Linked DNA regions of Homo sapiens: region 1 is linked to region 2. The links are chromatin loops, found by intact Hi-C in ENCODE. Cell type or tissue: B cell. All regions are shown on one strand. Links, peaks and the distances in the headings refer to the core of each region. The heading gives the core; the rest is flanking DNA. Region 1 holds the start of RTF1 (RTF1 homolog, Paf1/RNA polymerase II complex component). Region 2 holds the start of INO80 (INO80 complex ATPase subunit).

What was found. A loop is a pair of places that touch in the nucleus more often than their neighbours do. Peaks named below come from ENCODE experiments on the same cell type or tissue, not always from the same donor. Only the 100,000 strongest peaks of a DNase experiment are listed, where the experiment ranks them.
Region 1: it touches region 2 in a loop (29-fold over the local background); 12 of 110 quality-filtered maps call a loop at or near these places.

The regions. Positions count from the first base shown.
Region 1 is chr15:41,413,655-41,421,983 of GRCh38, forward strand. It overlaps RTF1 (RTF1 homolog, Paf1/RNA polymerase II complex component), which reads left to right and starts at 3,441. Exons shown (of 18, transcript NM_015138.5): 1 at 3,441-3,659. The coding sequence starts at 3,462. RefSeq lists an enhancer at 3,171-3,270 and a silencer at 3,331-3,920. In B cell, for the core only: no CTCF peak of the experiment used is centred there; a DNase peak (open chromatin) is centred at 3,437; H3K4me3 peaks cover 2,113 bases; H3K27ac peaks cover 1,909 bases.
Region 2 is chr15:41,112,867-41,121,195 of GRCh38, forward strand. INO80 (INO80 complex ATPase subunit) reads right to left here and starts at 3,414. Exons shown (of 36, transcript NM_017553.3): 1 at 3,107-3,414. RefSeq lists enhancers at 2,276-3,056, 2,682-2,731, 2,812-2,861, 2,912-2,991, 3,057-3,836 and 2 more and a silencer at 3,092-3,361. In B cell, for the core only: no CTCF peak of the experiment used is centred there; DNase peaks (open chromatin) are centred at 2,795 and 3,645; H3K4me3 peaks cover 2,526 bases; H3K27ac peaks cover 2,688 bases.

The DNA of each region.
Region 1 (8,329 bases), core at 115-8,114, 300 kb after region 2:
CGCGATCTCAGCTCACTCCAACTCCGCCTCCTGGGTTCAAGTGATTCTCCTGCCTCAGCCTCCCAGGTAGCTGGGATTACATGCGCCTGCCACAATGCACAGCTAATTTTTTTTTTTTTGTATTTTTAGTAGAGATGGGATTTCACCATGTCGGCCAGGCTGGTCTTGAACTCCTGACCTCAGGTAATCCGCCTGCCTCGGCCTCCCAAAGTGCTGGGATTACAGGCGTGAGCCACCACACTCGGCTTGGCCTAACTTACTATTTTTTTTGAGACGTGGTTTCTCTAAGTTGCCAAGGATGGATTCCACCTCCTGGGCTCAACCGATCCTCCTACCTTAGCCTCCCAAGTAACTGGGACCATAGACCTGTGCCTCCATGCCTGCTTTGTAAACTTAAACCTTATAAGAACCCAAAGAGACAGACACTATCATTATCCTCATTTTACTAATTGGAAACTTTGACTGGTTGGGTTCTCTGGGAAGCTGACTCAAGAGGGAGTTTAAAGCAACGTTTATTCACTAAATTTAGACATTGATTAGACTCAATACGGACTAACTTCAGTACGTGAATCATTAGAAGACCCCTTGCAGAAAGATCAAAATCTACAGATTTCACTCAAAGAACATACTTTTATTAATTCCAGTCAAGGGCCACTGACCATGTCATGGCTTCCTTTTTAGCAGTACTGTGTATTAACACATTTAAAGAGGGTCCTCCAGAAGGGCACCACAGGCTTCAGGGTGGCTAGACATACGGAAGCTGGGCTGGTGATTCGGGGTCACCTTGGCCATGGTTCCAAGGATATGTCGGGGGAGAAAAGTCTATGAGCTGTATCTTAGGAAAACTCTTCTAGGGTAAAGAGGTAGTTGGACTTTATTTAGGTTGTTTTATTTATTTATTTTTTTGAGACAGGGTCTCACTTTGTCACCCAGGCTGAAGTGCAGTGGTGCGATTATTTTCTTTTTTCCTTTTTTTTTTTTTGAGAACAGGCTCGCTATTGTTGCCCAGGCTGGAGTGCAGTGGCGCGATCTCAGCTCACTGCAACCTCCACCTCCCAGGTTCAAGCAATTCTCTGCCTCAGCCTCCCAAGTAGCTGGGAATACATGCGCCCACCACCACGTCTGACTAATTTTTGTATTTTTAGTAGAAACGGGGTTTCACTGTCTTGGCCAAGTTGGTCTTGAGCTCCTGACCTCGTGATCCACCTGCCTCAGCCTCCCAAAGTGCTGGGGTTACAGGAAAGAGCCACTGCACCCGGTCCAGATTATTATTATTATTATTATTATTATTTTTGAGAAAGAGTCACGTCTGTTGCCAGGCTGGAGTGCAGTGGTACGATTTCGTCTCACTGCAGCCTCCGCCTTCAGGTTCAAGTGATTCTCCTGCCTCAGCCTCCCAAGTAGCTGGGATTACAGGAACACGCCACTATGCCCGGCTAATTTTTGTATTTTTAGTAGAGACAGGGTTTTACCATGTTGGTCAGGCTGGTCTCGATTTCCTGACCTTGTGATCCCCCTGCCTCAGCCTCCCAAAGTTGGGATTACAGGCGTGAGCCACTGTGCCCGGCCTAATTTTTGTATTTTTAGTAGAGATGGGGTTTTGCCATGTTGGCCAGGCAGGTCTTGAACTCCTGCCCTCAGGTGATCGGCCCTCTTCAGCTTCCCAAAGTGCTGGGATTACATGTGTGAGCCACCACGCCCGGCCCCTACTTTATATTCCTAATCACTAAAGGAAATAACTTCTGGAGCTGACCTTTTTATCAGCTGACCTCAAACTTAAGTATAAAAACTTATTTCCTATACACACCAGTTCCCAAAACCTTCTTCTCTCCTCTTGTATTTCATTTTTTTGATGAAGGGCTCACCTGCCACTAGCTTCCTAAGCTAGAATCTGAACATCAATAGGTATCTGGGAGCACTCCTTCCCTTACCCCTATCCCAAATCCTGGGGATTCTACGTTCCAAATTATCCAGAGTCCATCCACTTCTTTCCATTCCCACAGCTTCGTCCTTAGGTCAGGACACCATCATCTCTTGCCAAGAAGACAACAACAATCCAAGCGATCTCCCTGCCCTTAGTCCATTCGCCATACTGCGGTCAGAGTAATCTTTGAAAAACACAAATCAGGCCTGGGTGCAGTGGCTCATGCCTATAATCCCAGCACTTTGGGAGGCTGAGGCGGGCGGATCACCGGAGGCCAGGAGTTTGAGACCAGCCTGGCCAACATGCTGAAACCCCATCTCTACTGAAAATACAAAAATTAGCAGGGCGTGGTGAAGGGCGTCTGTAATGCCATCTATTCCGGAGGTTGAGGCTGGAGAATCGCTTGAACCCAGGCGGCAGAAGTTGCAGTGAGCCAAGATCGCGCCATTGCACTCCAGCCTGGGCGACAAGAACGAAACTCCGTCTCAAAAAAAAAAAAAAAAAAAAAATTAGCCGGGCGTGGTGGCAGGAGCCTGTAATCCCAGCTACTCAGGAGGCTGAGGCAGGAGAATCGCTTGAACCTGGGAAGCGGAGTTGCAGTGAGCTGCCACTGCACTCCAGGCCGGGCAACAAGAGCGACTCCGTCTCCAAAACAAACGAACAAACAAACAAACAAACAAAAAAACACCACCACAAATCAGGCTGGGCACGGTAGCTCACGCCTGTAATCCCAGCACTTTGGGAGGCCAAGGCAGGAGGATCCCTTGGGCCCAGGGGTTCGAGACCAGCCTGGGCAATATAGGGAGGCCCCGTCTCTACTAAAACACAAAACCACACACAAATCAAATCATGTGGTTCTTCAGTTTAAAATCTTTCAATACTCAAGTTCAAACTCCCTAATTCAGCTTACTTATTAGGATCTGAGTGAGGCAGTCGCCGTGTCCTTCTCCAGCCTGGTCTGTCGCCTATCCCCACCCACAATCTCTGCTCTGGCCATAACTAACTTCAGTTCTCCGAACCTAACTTTATTATCGCCGGGCCATTTTGCCTACGCTGTTCTCTGCATGCAACACTCTACTCTCCTTTTGGGTAATTCAGATGCATTCTCCAGGTCCCAGCTCAGCTGTCATTCGCACAGCCCGGGTCGGCAGTCTCCAGCCCCCAACCGGTGTCCACCGCGTGGTCCAGGCGACTTATGTCTTCCAGGCCGTCGGCCCCTTAAGTACACGCCATCAGTGTTGGACAGCTTGAAAGTAGGTAGACACGTGAGCCCCCTCAGAGAGAACCTGGATCCTTGCGGCTCCAGCCCCCGATAGGAAGAGAGCCCACCAAACTTCGGCTCCGCAGCAGAGATACAGCCAAGGACTCCAGGGCAGTCGCGGGTAAAGCCACCACCACTCTCTGCCGGGAACCAGCGACGGGGGAAGGCCCCGCCTCTCACGCTGCGTCGGGGGCGGGGCAGGGCGGGGCACCCGGCGACCTGCGAACGGCGTGCGGCGAGCAGGGGGCGGGGCCAGGGGGGCGGAGCGGAGCGCGCATGCGCGGTCGCCTTTGTGTGGGTCGAGCAGCGGCGGCGGCGGCGGCAGTGGCGGTCCCACTGGCAGGCGGGCAAGAGGGGAGTCCGGGCGGCGGCCGGCGTGGGAGCCGGGGGACCACCATGGTAAAGAAGCGGAAAGGCCGCGTCGTGATCGACTCGGACACAGAGGACAGCGGCAGCGACGAGAACCTGGATCAGGTGAGGGCAGGCCGCGGAGGCGCGGGCCGGCGGAGCCAGAGGGCTGTCGGGGCCGCGGGAGCCGGAGACGGCCGGGCCTGGAGCCTTCCTACCAGAGCGCCCAGCTCGCCCCGTGCCCTGGGCACCACTACAGCCCCTTTCCCGTCTTCCTGGAGTGTGCGGGGCCTTGGAGACCGGCCCGGGCCTGGAGACGGAGCCCCGAGGACTTGGCGCCTTGGGCGGGGAGGCGGGGCAGGGACCGGGCCGTTGGGCCTCGGGCTCGGGGGTAGCGAAAGGGGCCGCGATCTTCCGGGGCCAGATCGGGGCGGCGGGCTGTAGTCCAGGAGATCCGGGCTGGGAGAGATAGGAAGTATCGCCCGCCAACCTGGGAGGCTGGGAGGTTTTGGAGGAGGTGCAAGGGTGCGCGTCGAGCAGTTGGGGGCGAGGGCCAAGAAGATCCGGACTCTGGAAGATGGAAGTTTTTCGGACAAGGGATGTGGACAGAGGAAGGACACTCGTAAATGTTCCTAGGAGCCTCTGCCATGCTTGCCAAGGATGACTTAGCTGTGGGCACGAGTTTATTTGGCGACTAGGGTCGTTTGTGTTTGAGAAGGGCCCTTGTTGAGGTGTCAGACCCAAAAAAACACTCTTGGGTGGAGGAAAGAGGGCAGATACTGGAAGAAATAGAGAACTATGTAGGGCGACATGGAGGGACTGTGCATAGCCCAGGCCTCCTCTTGGCCCTTTCACGCAGCATCCCAGAATTCTTTCTTACTTGAAGACTGCAGGAAGCACTGAAAGTAACTTTTGGCCTCAGTGTCTTGGGGTTGAACTGTTTATATACTCTAGAAAACATTGTAGGGAGGAATCTGCTCTTTGTAGCAGTGCTCTAGTGATACCAGGCGATACAAAGATGGTCTCCTTTCTGTTTAATGAGCAAATGATGTAAAGAAAGAATATGCAAGAGATAGTAGCTTTTGAGTAGAAAGAGTATTGAACTTGGAGTCTGAAAATTTGAATTCTAGGCTGGGCTTATGCTATTTTCTAGCTATATATCTTTGGTCTTAAATGTAAAATGAAAATGTAACATCAGCCTTGTGTATCTAATTGGTTTATTGTAAAGATCAAGTGTTTGTAAAAATTGATGGCAGTGCAAGCATTTGCTAATTGTAAAGTTTTTCTATGAATGGCTTCTTGGGGGTCTTTTATATGAAGCCAGAGGTCTCAGTTTGAAAGTATTAGGGGCTGGGCGCGGTGGCTCACGCCTGTAGTCCCAGCACTTTGGGAGGCCAAGGCTCATCTGAGGTCGGGAGTTCGAGACCAGCCTGACCAACATGGAGAAACCCCATCTCTACTAAAAATACAAAATTAGCGGGGCGTGGTGGCACATGCCTGTAATCCCAGCTACTCGGGAGGCTGAGGCAGGAGAATTCTTGAACCCGGGAGGCGGAGGTTGCAGTGAGCCTGGGCAACAAGAGCGAAACTCCATCACAAAAAAAAAAAAAAAAAGAAAAGAAAGAAAAAGAAAGTATTAAGGCATAAAAGGGGAGGACTTTTTATTTATTTATTTATTTTTTTTTGAGACGGAGTCTCGCACTGTCGCCCAGGCTGGAGTGCAGTGGTGCGATCTTGGCTTCACTGCAAGCTCCGCCAAGGGGAGGACTTTTAAGAAGAAAAGGATTGAGGAGGTGCTGTAGAAAGAAGACTGCTTTGAAAATGGTGGTAGGGAGATGGAGAAGTAATGGGGCCTGTGTAAGACTATCTAAGGAATAGAAACTTTGTTTTGGGGTAGGAATTGAAAATGTTCTCATTGAAAGGCTCCTGAAGTTTACAAAAATATCAAAAGTATAATTTCGACTGTAAAAGTTTGATTGGTAGATAATTTTAGACTGGCAATTAGAAGGAGTAGAATCTATTTTTTTCTGTCTTTTCATCTACAAATGTGAATGTTTCAGACAATAACAACATTGGCTACCATTTATATAGTGCCTAGAGTAGGCACTTTAATTGTTTTGTTTAGATTTTCAAGTTTTCACATTATGGTAAATTTGGAATTATTTCCTCTACTTTACATAAAGAAAATGGAGGTTGAAAAAGTTAAATAACTCACAACTAGTAAGTGGTAGCATTGGGATTTGAACCCAGATCTGCATGAGTACAAAGCCTATACTGTTTCCACTATACCAACTCAATCTGTTAGTTTTAAATTTTTTTCATACTGCAAAATGATAATGTTTCACAGTCATTTTTCATGGTGCTAGAGTTCGTGTTTATAAAGTACACTGGATAGTTTAGAGGAAATTGGTACATACATTAAAAGGATTATTTGGGGGGATTTCTTGGTAAAGCACTCTCAAGACATCTGTTCAAGTGATGAATGAACTGAACTGCAAATTATTGTCCTTAGTAGTTTCCCACAGAATTCTGATGAATAAAATAAGTTGAGTGCTTCTTTTCGTGGTAGAGATATTTCACCTGATCCACAAAAAGCTTTTTCAAAGTGGGAACTGCAGAGAATTGCCACTTTATTTATTTATTTATTTTTGAGACGGAGTCTTGTTCTGTTGCCTGGGCTGGAGTTCAGTGGCACAATCTCAACTCACTGCAACCTCCGCCCACTGGGTTCAAGCGATTCTCCTGCTTCAGCCTCCCGTGTAGCTGGGACTACAGGTGCCTGTCACCACACCTGGCTAATTTTTTGTATTTTTAGTGGAGACAGGGTTTCTCCATGTTGGCCAGGCTGGTTTCGAACTCCTGACCTCAAGTGATATGCCCACCTCGGCCTCCCAAAGTGCTGGGATTACAGGCATGAGCCACCGTGCTTGGCCGGAATTGCAATTTTAAATCCAATTCTAAATATCTATTTGTAAAAGGAAATTAACATAAAATGTGTAATACCTAATACATTTTAACAACAAATTTAACTTCCTCCCCTTCAGCTTCTTATTTGCATTCTTGTTATCAGATGGGAACTAGATCAAAATTCCCTTTCCCTGCACATCCTAACAGGGGTATTGATGCCTTCAGTTTGTCTGTTCAGCACTATGCCAGACTCTCAGAATAATCAAAGAGGAAGATCTCTGCCCTCTAGACATTTTCACGAAAGACCTTTAGCACAAGTTCACTGTCAGTGCTGCTTGGGGGTCTTTAGGAATCCTAATGCATTCTGGATCTTTCCTGCCCCAAATACCTTGTGCTGCTCCATCTGGTTCTGAGTCTTCACTGGGGGTATAACATTAGACTTGCTGTCTAGCGTATGGTACTTGTGGAAGGAACAAACCATGACAGATCACTGAGTATCTAGTGTGGATTGGAATGCAGTTCGTAAGGAGGCCTTTTGTCCCTGGGTTTTTCAGATGGGAATCTGAGCCATTATGTCAAAAATTTTACCTCCAATTTATTCCTTACTGAAGGTGAGATATATGGGCCTTCTAGGCTGGTTTTTCCTGGTGGTAGGGGCAGACCTCTGTGTCAGAAGCCACCTGGGTTGCTTATTTAAAATGTAGGTTGGGACTTAGAGGGTGCAGCAGTTCCCATCCTAGACCTACTGAATCAGACTCTCAGGGGATAGAGGTCTGGACTCTGCATTTGTAACAGGTATAGCTCAAGTAATTATGATTTATGTTAGTGATTAAGATCACTGCCTATATGCAGGTTAATCTTTTTAGTAACACACTATAAGTATTTAGAAGAGAAATAGCTTCCTGTGTCTGCCATAGTACTTCCAAATTAAGCGTACATGTATAGGCTGGGCATGGTGGCTCATGCCCTGTAATCTCAGCACTTTGGGAGGCCAAAGTGGGAGGAACACTTGAGCCCAGGTGTTTGAGATCAGCGTAGGCAACAAAGTGAGACCTCATCTGTACAAAGACTTTAAAAATTGGCCAGGTGCAGTGGCTCATACCTGTAATCCCAGCACTTTGGGAGGCCGAGGTGGGCGGATCACCTGAGGTTGGGAGTTTGAGACCAGCCTGACCAACATGGAGAAACCTCGTCTCTACTAAAAATACAAAATTAGCCAGGCATGGTGGTGCTTGCCTGTAATCCCAGTTACTCAGAAGGCTGAGGCAGGAGAATCACTTGAACCCAGGAGGTGGAGGCTGTGGTGAGCCGAGATCGTGCCATTGCACTCCAGCCTGGGAAACAAGAGTGAAACTCTGTATTAAAAAAAAAAAAAAAAGAATTTAAAAATTAGCTGGGCATGGTGGCGTGCCTCTAGTCTCAGCTACTTGGGAGTCTGGGGTGGGAGGATTGCTTGAGCCTGGGAGGTTGAAGTTGCAGTTACTTGTGGTCCCACCGTTTCTCTTCAGCCCAGGTAACAGAGTGAGACCCTGTCCCAAAGAAAAAAAAAAAAAAGGCACTTGTATAACTAAAAGAACTTGACAGGGAGGTTTTAAGATGGCAAAACTACTGGTTCTTTTTTTTTTTTTTTTTAGGCAGGGTTTCACTCCTGTCACCCAGGCTGGAGTGCAGTGGCACAATTACAGCTCACGGCTGTAGCGTTGACCTCCCTAGCTCAGTGATCCTTCCCCCTCAGCCTCTCAAGTAGCTGGGACTACAGGTGTGCACCACCACACCCAGCTAATTTTTAAAATCATTTGTAGAGATGGGGGTCCCACTACATTGCCTAGGCTAGTCTGAAACTCCTGGGCTTGGGTGATTCTCAGGCTTTGGCCTCCCAAAGTGCTGGA
Region 2 (8,329 bases), core at 35-8,034:
TTGTCCACTCTAAAATCCACTGCATCCTAGCGTTTATATTTCATGTGTATTTTGTTGTTGTTGTTGTTGAGCCAGCTCGGGCTCTGTCGCCCAGGCTGGAGTGCAGTGGCTCGATCTCGGCTCACTGCAATCTCTGCCTCCTGGGCTCAAGCCATCCTCTCACCTCAGCATCCCAAGTAGCTGGGACTACAGGTGCACATCACCATGCTTAGCTAATTTTTGTATTTTCTGTAGAGACAGGGTTTTGCCATGTTGCCCATGCTGATTTCAAACTCCTGAGCTCAAACGATCCGCCTGCTCAGCCTCCCAAAGTGCCGGGATTACAGGTGTGAGCCACCAAGCCTAACCTATTTAATGTGAATTTGTATGTTGGCATATAAAATCCCCTAGCCAGTTTTGTTTTGTTTTGTTTTTTTGAGACAGAGTTTTGCTCTTGTTGCACTCCACTGGAGTGCAGTGGCTCAATCTCGGCTCACTGCAACCTCCGCCTCCCGGGTTCAAGCGATTCTCCTGCCTCAGCCTCCTGAGTAGCTGGGATTACAGGTGCGCGCCACCACGCCCAGCTAATTTTTTGTATTTTTGGTAGAGTCAGAGTTTAACCATGTTGGCCAGGCTGGTTTCGAACTCCTGACCTCAGGTGATCCACCTGCCTCAGTCTCCCAAAGTGCAGGGATTACAGGCGTGAGCCACCGCACCCGGCCAACAAACTTTCATTAAGTGAACCTCTAACACCACAGCTTATAATTAGTTTTGTTTTGTTTTTAGAGACAGGGTCTCGCTCTCCACCCAGGCTTGAGTGCGCTGGCACAATCATAGCTCACTAGGGACTCAAGTGATCCTCTTGCCTCCTGAGTAACTGGGACTACAGGCTTGAGACACCATGCCCAGCAGAATAGCTCTCGATTTGTTGCTTTGGCTTAATCACATTTCCACCTTGATGTACTCAAAATGTTTTTATTAGTCATAAACTTTTCTAATCACATTTGTGCTCACTACAATTATTTCCTATCACAATTTACAGACTTTCAAAAATTGATTTGGTTTCTACTGAAATAAAACGTAGAGGAAAAGAACACAGTAAGCTAAAATGATGGAATTCAATCCCTTAAAAACAAAATTCAGCCGGGCACGGTGGCTCACGCCTGTAATCTCAGCACTTTGGGAGGCCAAGGTAGGTGGATCACGAGGTCAGGGGCTCGAGACCAGCCTGACCAACATGGTGAAACCCCGTCTCTACTAAAAATACAAAAATTAGCTGGGTGTGGTGGCGGGCGCCTGTAATACCAGCTACTCAGGAGGCTGAGGCAGGAGAATTGCTTGAACCCGGGAGGCGGAAGCTGCAGTGAGCCGAGATCACGCCACTATACTCCAGCCTGGGCGACAGAGCCAGACTCCGTCTCAAAAAACAAAAAAAAAAAAACATTCATTTTAAAGTCTAGAAGGTATGCAACTTTTACCACACATAATGATCTCAAATTGTTTTATAGGAGGAGGAGCTTGGAAATTTCAAACATAAAATGCAACTAGAACAGAATATTATTTGGCATTAAAAGCAAATGAGGCCATGTGCGGTGGCTCATGCCTATAATCCCAGCACTCTGGGAGGCCAAGGCAGGCGGATCACTTGAGGTCAGGAGTTCGAGACCGGCCTAGCCAACATGGTGAAACCCCGTTTCTACTAAAAATACAAAAATTAGCCGGGTGTGGTGGCAGCCGCCTGTAATCCCAGCTACTGGGGAGGCTGAGGCACGAGAAGTGCTTGAACCTGGGAGGCGGAGGTCGCAGTGAGTCGGGACCCCGCCACTGCACTCCAGCCTGGACGACAGAGCGAGACTCAGTCTCAAAAAAAAAAAAAAAAAGGAATTAAGTACTGATACCTGCTACAACACGGATGAACCTTGAAAACACCATGTTAAGTGAAACAAACTAGGCAAAGAAAGATACATATGTTTCTTTTTTAGGTAAATTTAGGCAAAAAATATATTAATAGTTACCTAAGACTGGAGGGAGGGGGAATGGGGAGTGACTGCTAAATGGCTTCTAGAGATTCTCTTTTAGGGTGATGAATTAAATAGTGGTTGATGGCTACAGAATTTAATAAATATAGTTTCAGAAAATTACTTAATTATACGCTTTAGAAAGCGGAATTTTTTGGTATTTGAATCATATTTCAATAAAGCTATTATTTAATTTAAGTTGCCACTGAAAAGCCACAATAATTTTGTTGTGGAGGAAATAATGAAAGTCACTGACTGGAAAAGTAACCTGTGACGTTAGCCAGGTCAACCTCCAAATTCCTTCCCCCATTTCTAACAAGTACATCAAACTAGAGACAGTGTGTGAATCAAAGAATTCCAGGCACAGTTGGCTGTTAACTAGAATAGTAAGTGGCTGCCTAGGTTCTGTCATTCCTAAACTGTAGGGGGCTTCTAGCCTCGGAGATTACGGAAGTAGTACTTTCCATTAGCGAGCTCAAGAAGGAATGTCAAAATAGGATGACACTTTCCTAGTCGCTATGTAAAAACCTAAAAAACCAGAAGAGGTGTCATCTAGACACTCCCAAGTCTATGCAGGTGTCAGCCTGCCCCCACCCAACACCAGCCAGCAGCGTGCACCATTCAACCGTATCTCAACTTGCCCCTTACAAAATGACACACTAACAAGCCCTTAGATCTCATTTGTTTAAAATGACAGATACACAACCTTCACGGGGTTCCCACTCAAGGCCTTCCAGCCTCCGCCCTGCCCCTGCCCACCCCCAAACCTACACACGTGTTAGCCCGACACCGCCCCACCGGGTCCCACGTGCACCTGGTCTAACACACTCCCCACGTGTGGGCGCCCCACGGGCTTCCTCAGGTGGCTGAGGTCACCGCATGACCCCGGGTCTCCAGAGATATGAAACGGGAAGGACAAGGCCCTAGTCCCTGAGGTCCCAACCCTGCGGGGAGTGTCCACACCCATCCTCCATACTAACCCCAACAAATCCAAGGGCCGGGGGCGACGGCCCCTTTAAGACGCGGCCCAGTTGTCGCCCGCAGAGAGGGGCGCAACAAGACCTACACAACCCCCACTCCGTTCGCCCGCCCACGTCTAGTTGCCTCACCTCGGGCCGCCTGGCCCCGCCGCCGCGACGGCGGCGGAGGGGGGGCGGGGTGCGGGCGGGGTCCGGAGGGGGGGGTCGCCCCGCCGACGGTGGAGCCGCGGTTCGCTCTCTGAGGCCGTGGGACGGTGACTGCGTTGGGCGTGGACGCTCCTAGCTCGCTCCCTCCGCGGCTCCTGGGACCCCAAGATGGCGGCGGCGCTGAGGCGGCTGCGGGCGCTGGGCCGGCGGCGGCGGCGGCCACTTTCACTCACTGAGAGGAGCGGAGCAGGGACACGGGGAGCCATGGCGGGGGGGAGGAGAGGCGCCATAGCCAGGCCAGAACAATCGAGCCGCTACACGGGTGGCTTACCCCCACCCCGCCCACACTCACTGCTCGTCGCCTGCCCGTGGCCACCCGTAGTGCCGCTGCCGTCGGCCTCGCGCAGCTCGCACCCCGCCGCTGCCACCTGACGCCCCGTGCGAACCGGGGTTCGAGGGGAGACCCTGATCCATGCCATCTGAGTACAGATTAGTCGGGACTGGGACTGGCGAAGATTGCCGAAAGGCGGCGGGGAGGAGGAGGAGGATGTCATCGCTACAGTGAGCAAGCAGATCTCGCAGGAGAAAATGTCGCGAGAGCTTTCCAGGCCCGCAACCGCCGATGCAAGGTTACTTTTCCCGGAAGTAACGTCAATCGAAACCGCCCGGGATCCTGGGATATTTGTTCCCGCAGGCTAGAGGTGGGAAGGTGCAGCCAAGTTGATAAGATCTCTTTAGGGGAAGGAGAGGCTCGCAGCTGGTATTTTGTTACTAGTTTCTGACCCCTTTGGATGGGGTTGTAGATTGTCGGGGAAGTGCCTGGTGTGTAGTTCGACTACTATACAGTAATTAGTTTGGGGCTCCCATTTAGACTCTGGGAGCAAGAACGCTATAGGTTGGGTAGGACAGCATAGTTAGATAAGATGTCTACGTGAAGGTTGTGGGATACAAGGACTTGGGAACACGCAGACCTGTTATCGGAAATGCCAGCCTGTTCTCACATCCACACAGTGTGCCTCTGAAAAGCGAATAATTGCTTTTACCTGTGCCAATTCTACAATTTGAGTCCACTGCCACCCACATTTACTAAACTTGGGGTCTCGCTATGTTGCCCAGTCTACTGGGCTGGTTCCCAGTCTCCTGGCCTGAAGTGATCCTCCTGCCTGGAAGGATCACCTCAGGCCAAACGTCTCAGAGCAGTCCATTAGACTGGTCAACATAGCGAGACCCCGTCTCTACAAAAAAGACAACATAATAAATGTAATCGACCCAACTACCAGGATGTGTGGTGAGAATTGCCTAGGGTAAGGCCTAGGTGTAGATAAGAATTAGAACTTACTGAAAGTTAAATATGCTGTTAATTCAGTTCCTTTGGGTCTCATTCTTTAATCCATTTTAACCTGGCCCTTAGCATTTAACTAAAAAGTACTTTATTAAGGTCATCAAGTAGCCTTCTTGTGCTGAGTTAACTGACCTTTAAAAAGTTAAATTTGTGTCAGGGTGCAGTGCCACACGCCTGTAATCCCAGCACTTTGGGAGGTCAGGTGGTCGAATCACCTGAGGTCAGGAGCTCGAGACCAGCCTGACCAATATGGTGAAACCCCATCTCTACTAAAAATACAAAAATTAGCCGGGCGTGGTGGCGGGTGCCTGTAGTCCAGCTACTTGGGAGCCTGAGGCAGGAGAATCGCTTGAACCTGGGAGGCGGAGGTTACAGTGAACCGAGATCGCACCATTGCACTCCAGCCTGGGCAGCAAGAGCGAAATTCCGTATCAAAAAGAAAAAAAAAAAAATCCATCTCAAAAAGAAAAAAAAAAAGTTACATTTGCAAGCCAAGCGCGGTAGCTCACGCGTGTAATCCCGGCACTTTGGGAGGCTGAGGCGGGTGGATCACTTGAGGTCGGGATTTTGAGACCAGCCTGGCCAACATGGTGAAACCTCGTCTCTACTGAAAAAAAAAAAAAAAAAAAAAAAAAAAGATTAGCCGGGCGTGGTGGCGGGCACCTGTAATCCCAGCTACTCGGGAGTCTGAGGCAGGAGAATCTCTTGAACCTGGGAGGCAGGGGTTGCAGTGAGCCGAGACTGAGCCACTGTACTCCAACCTGGGACAGAGCGAGACTCTGCCTCAAGAAAAAAAACCAAGAGTTAAATTTGCTTGAATGCATGGCCAGGCACGGTGGCTCACGCCTGTAATCCCAGTACTTTGGGAGGCCTAGGCAGGCAGATCACGAGGTCAGGAGTTTGAGACCAGCCTGACCAACCTTGAAACCCTGTCTCTACTAAAAATACAAAAATTAGCTGGGCATGATGGCGCGCGCCTGTAATCCCCCCAGCTACTCAGGAGGCTGAGGCAGGGGAATCGCTTGAACCCCGGAGGCGGAGGTTGCCGTGAGCGGAGATCTAGCCATTGCACTCCAGCCTGGGCAACAGAGTAAGACTGTCTTTAAAAAAAAAAAATGCTTAAAGGCAAAAGTATGATATATAATTGGCCCTTATATCTGCGGGTTCAATATCCGTGGATTCAACCAACAGCAAATCAAAAATACTCAAAAAATAGGCTGGGCTCAGTGGCATACACCTGTAATCCCCAGCACTTTGAGAGGCTGAGCCAAAGTGTCACTTGAAGCCAGGAGTTACAGATTGGCTTGGGCAACAAAAGAAGACCCCATTTCTACCAAATGTTCAAAAAATAAATAATAACTCATTTCAAAATACACTATAATTATTTGCATAACATTTGCATTGTATTGGGTATTATAAGTAATCTAGAGATGATTTAAAGTATATGGGAGGATGTGTAGGTGATATGCAAATGCTACACAATTTTGTCACACACGCCTGTAATCCCAGCACTTTGGGAGGCCGAGGCTGGCAGATCACGAGGTCAGGAGATCGAGACCATCCTGTCTATCGCGGTGAAACCCCGTCTCTACTAAAAAAATACAAAAAAATTAGCCAGGCGTGGTGGCAGGCGCCTGTAGTCCCAGCTACTCAGGAGGCTGAGGCAGGAGAATGGCGTGAACCTGGGAGGCAGAGCTTGCAGTGAGCCGAGATCACGCCACTGAACTCCAGCCTGGGCGACAGAGCGAGACTCCATCTCAAACAAAATTTTTTTAAAAAGTTTTAACCAGGAACTAATGTGATTGATTTCTTACATGAGGAGAATGGAAGAAGGGAAGGAATGGGAATTATGTAGCAGGATTGAGGCAGAAATGGCAAAGTTTCCAGCATGGGTGACAACTGCAAACTCTGTTTCAAAAAAAAAAAAACAGAAACCACAGAAGGCAACCTGAAAGAACTCCTAATGGCCAAGGCAACAAAGTAAATCATAATAGCATTGGATCATGAACCACAGATGACCCATATATATTAATTTTAATATTCATGCCGATATAAGTAAATATCTGATATAAATACTAATATAAATAAATGAGAAGAGAAGAAAGAAGAAAAGAATGCTTTCTTAGAGTAGGATTTTAGTAAATGTGGAAGGAATGAGGGATAACAAAACTCACCATTAGACAAACACTTCAGCAATCACTGCTGCAGACAAGATCCACTAAGGAATGCTAAATTAGTGGTTAAAAATTTGCTATGAAACAGAATTTGCACAGATTCAAAGTGTCTCACCCAAGATACATTTTAGCACAAAGGGAAAGACAGTAACTTTATAGTGGTGAAACTCAGCAGAAACCACCTTAACCAACCAATTAAGGTAAACAATAAGACATGTTTACGTCCTGAACCCCTTGATATTTTGCATTGAGAAAGACCCAACATAATTTCTGTGGTATTCTTACCAAAATTCATAACCACATTCCATTCATGAAAAAACACCACACTATTTCAAATTCAGGGACTTACCACAAAATAATTGATCAATACTCTTCAAAACCATCAAGGTCATGAAAGACAAGGAAAGACCCAAGGACCCTTACAGACCTACACACCAAGGAGAAATAACAAGTAAATGCAATGTGGAGTCCTAGGAGGGAACCTGGAACAGAAACTGGACATCAGTGGAAAAACTTACGACACTTGTATAAGTTTTTTAATGTAGTTCGTAGTATTGTATCAATGCTGACTTCCTCGTCTTAGAAATTGTACTATTGGCCAGGCGCAGTGGCTCACACCTGTAATCCTAGCACTTTGGGAGGCCGAGGTGGGCAGATCACCTGAGGTTGGGAGTTCAAGACCAGCCTGACCAACATGGAGAAACCCTGTCTCTACTAAAAATACAAAATTAGCTGGGCATGGTGGCGCATGCCTGTAATCCCAGCTACTCGAGAGGCTGAGGCAGGAGAATCGCTTGAACCCGGGAGGCAGAGGTTGCAGTGAGCTGAGATCGTGCCACTGCGTTCCAGCCTGGGCATAAAGAGTGAAACTCCATGTCAAAAAAAAAAAAAGAAAAGAAAGAAAGAAATTGTACTGTTGTGGCCAGGCACGGTGGCTCATGCTTATAATCCTAGCACTTTGGGTGGCCATGGTCGGTGGATCACCTGAGATCAGGAGTTCAAGACCAGCCTGGCCAACATGATGAAATCCCGTCTCTACTAAAAATACAAAAAATGAGCCAGGCGTGGTGGCACATGCCTGTAATCCCAGATACTCGGGAGGCTGAGGCAGGAGAATCACTTGAACCCAGGAGGTGGAGGTTGCAGTGAGCTGAGATCGCACCAGTGCACACCAACCTGGGTGGCAGAGCAAGACTCTGTCTCAAAAAAAAAAAAAAGAAAGAAAGAAAGAAAAAGCTTAAACTATTAAACTGAGAATTTCAATCATTTTTCAAGCATACAGTGAATATTAACAATGAGGGTCTCAAAAAAAAAAAAAAAGGGCCAGGGCCAGGCGTGGTGGCTCACACCTGTCAGTAATTCCAGCACTTTGGGAGGCCGAGGTGGGTGGATCACCTGAGGTCAGGAGTTCAAGACCAGCCTAGCCAAGATGGTGAAACCCCATCTCTACTAAAAATACAAAAATTAGCTGGGCGCGATGGCTGGCACCTGTAATCCCAGCTGCTCGGGAGGCTGAAGCAGGAGAATCCCTTGAACCCAGGAGGCGGAGGTTATAATGAGCTGAGACCACGCCATTGCGCTCCGGCCTGGGTGACAGAGGGAGACTCCATTTCAAAAAAAAAAAAAAAAGTTTCTCAGATGTAGCAGAGATGGCAACAATATGAATAATAATAACCATAAGGCTGTGCC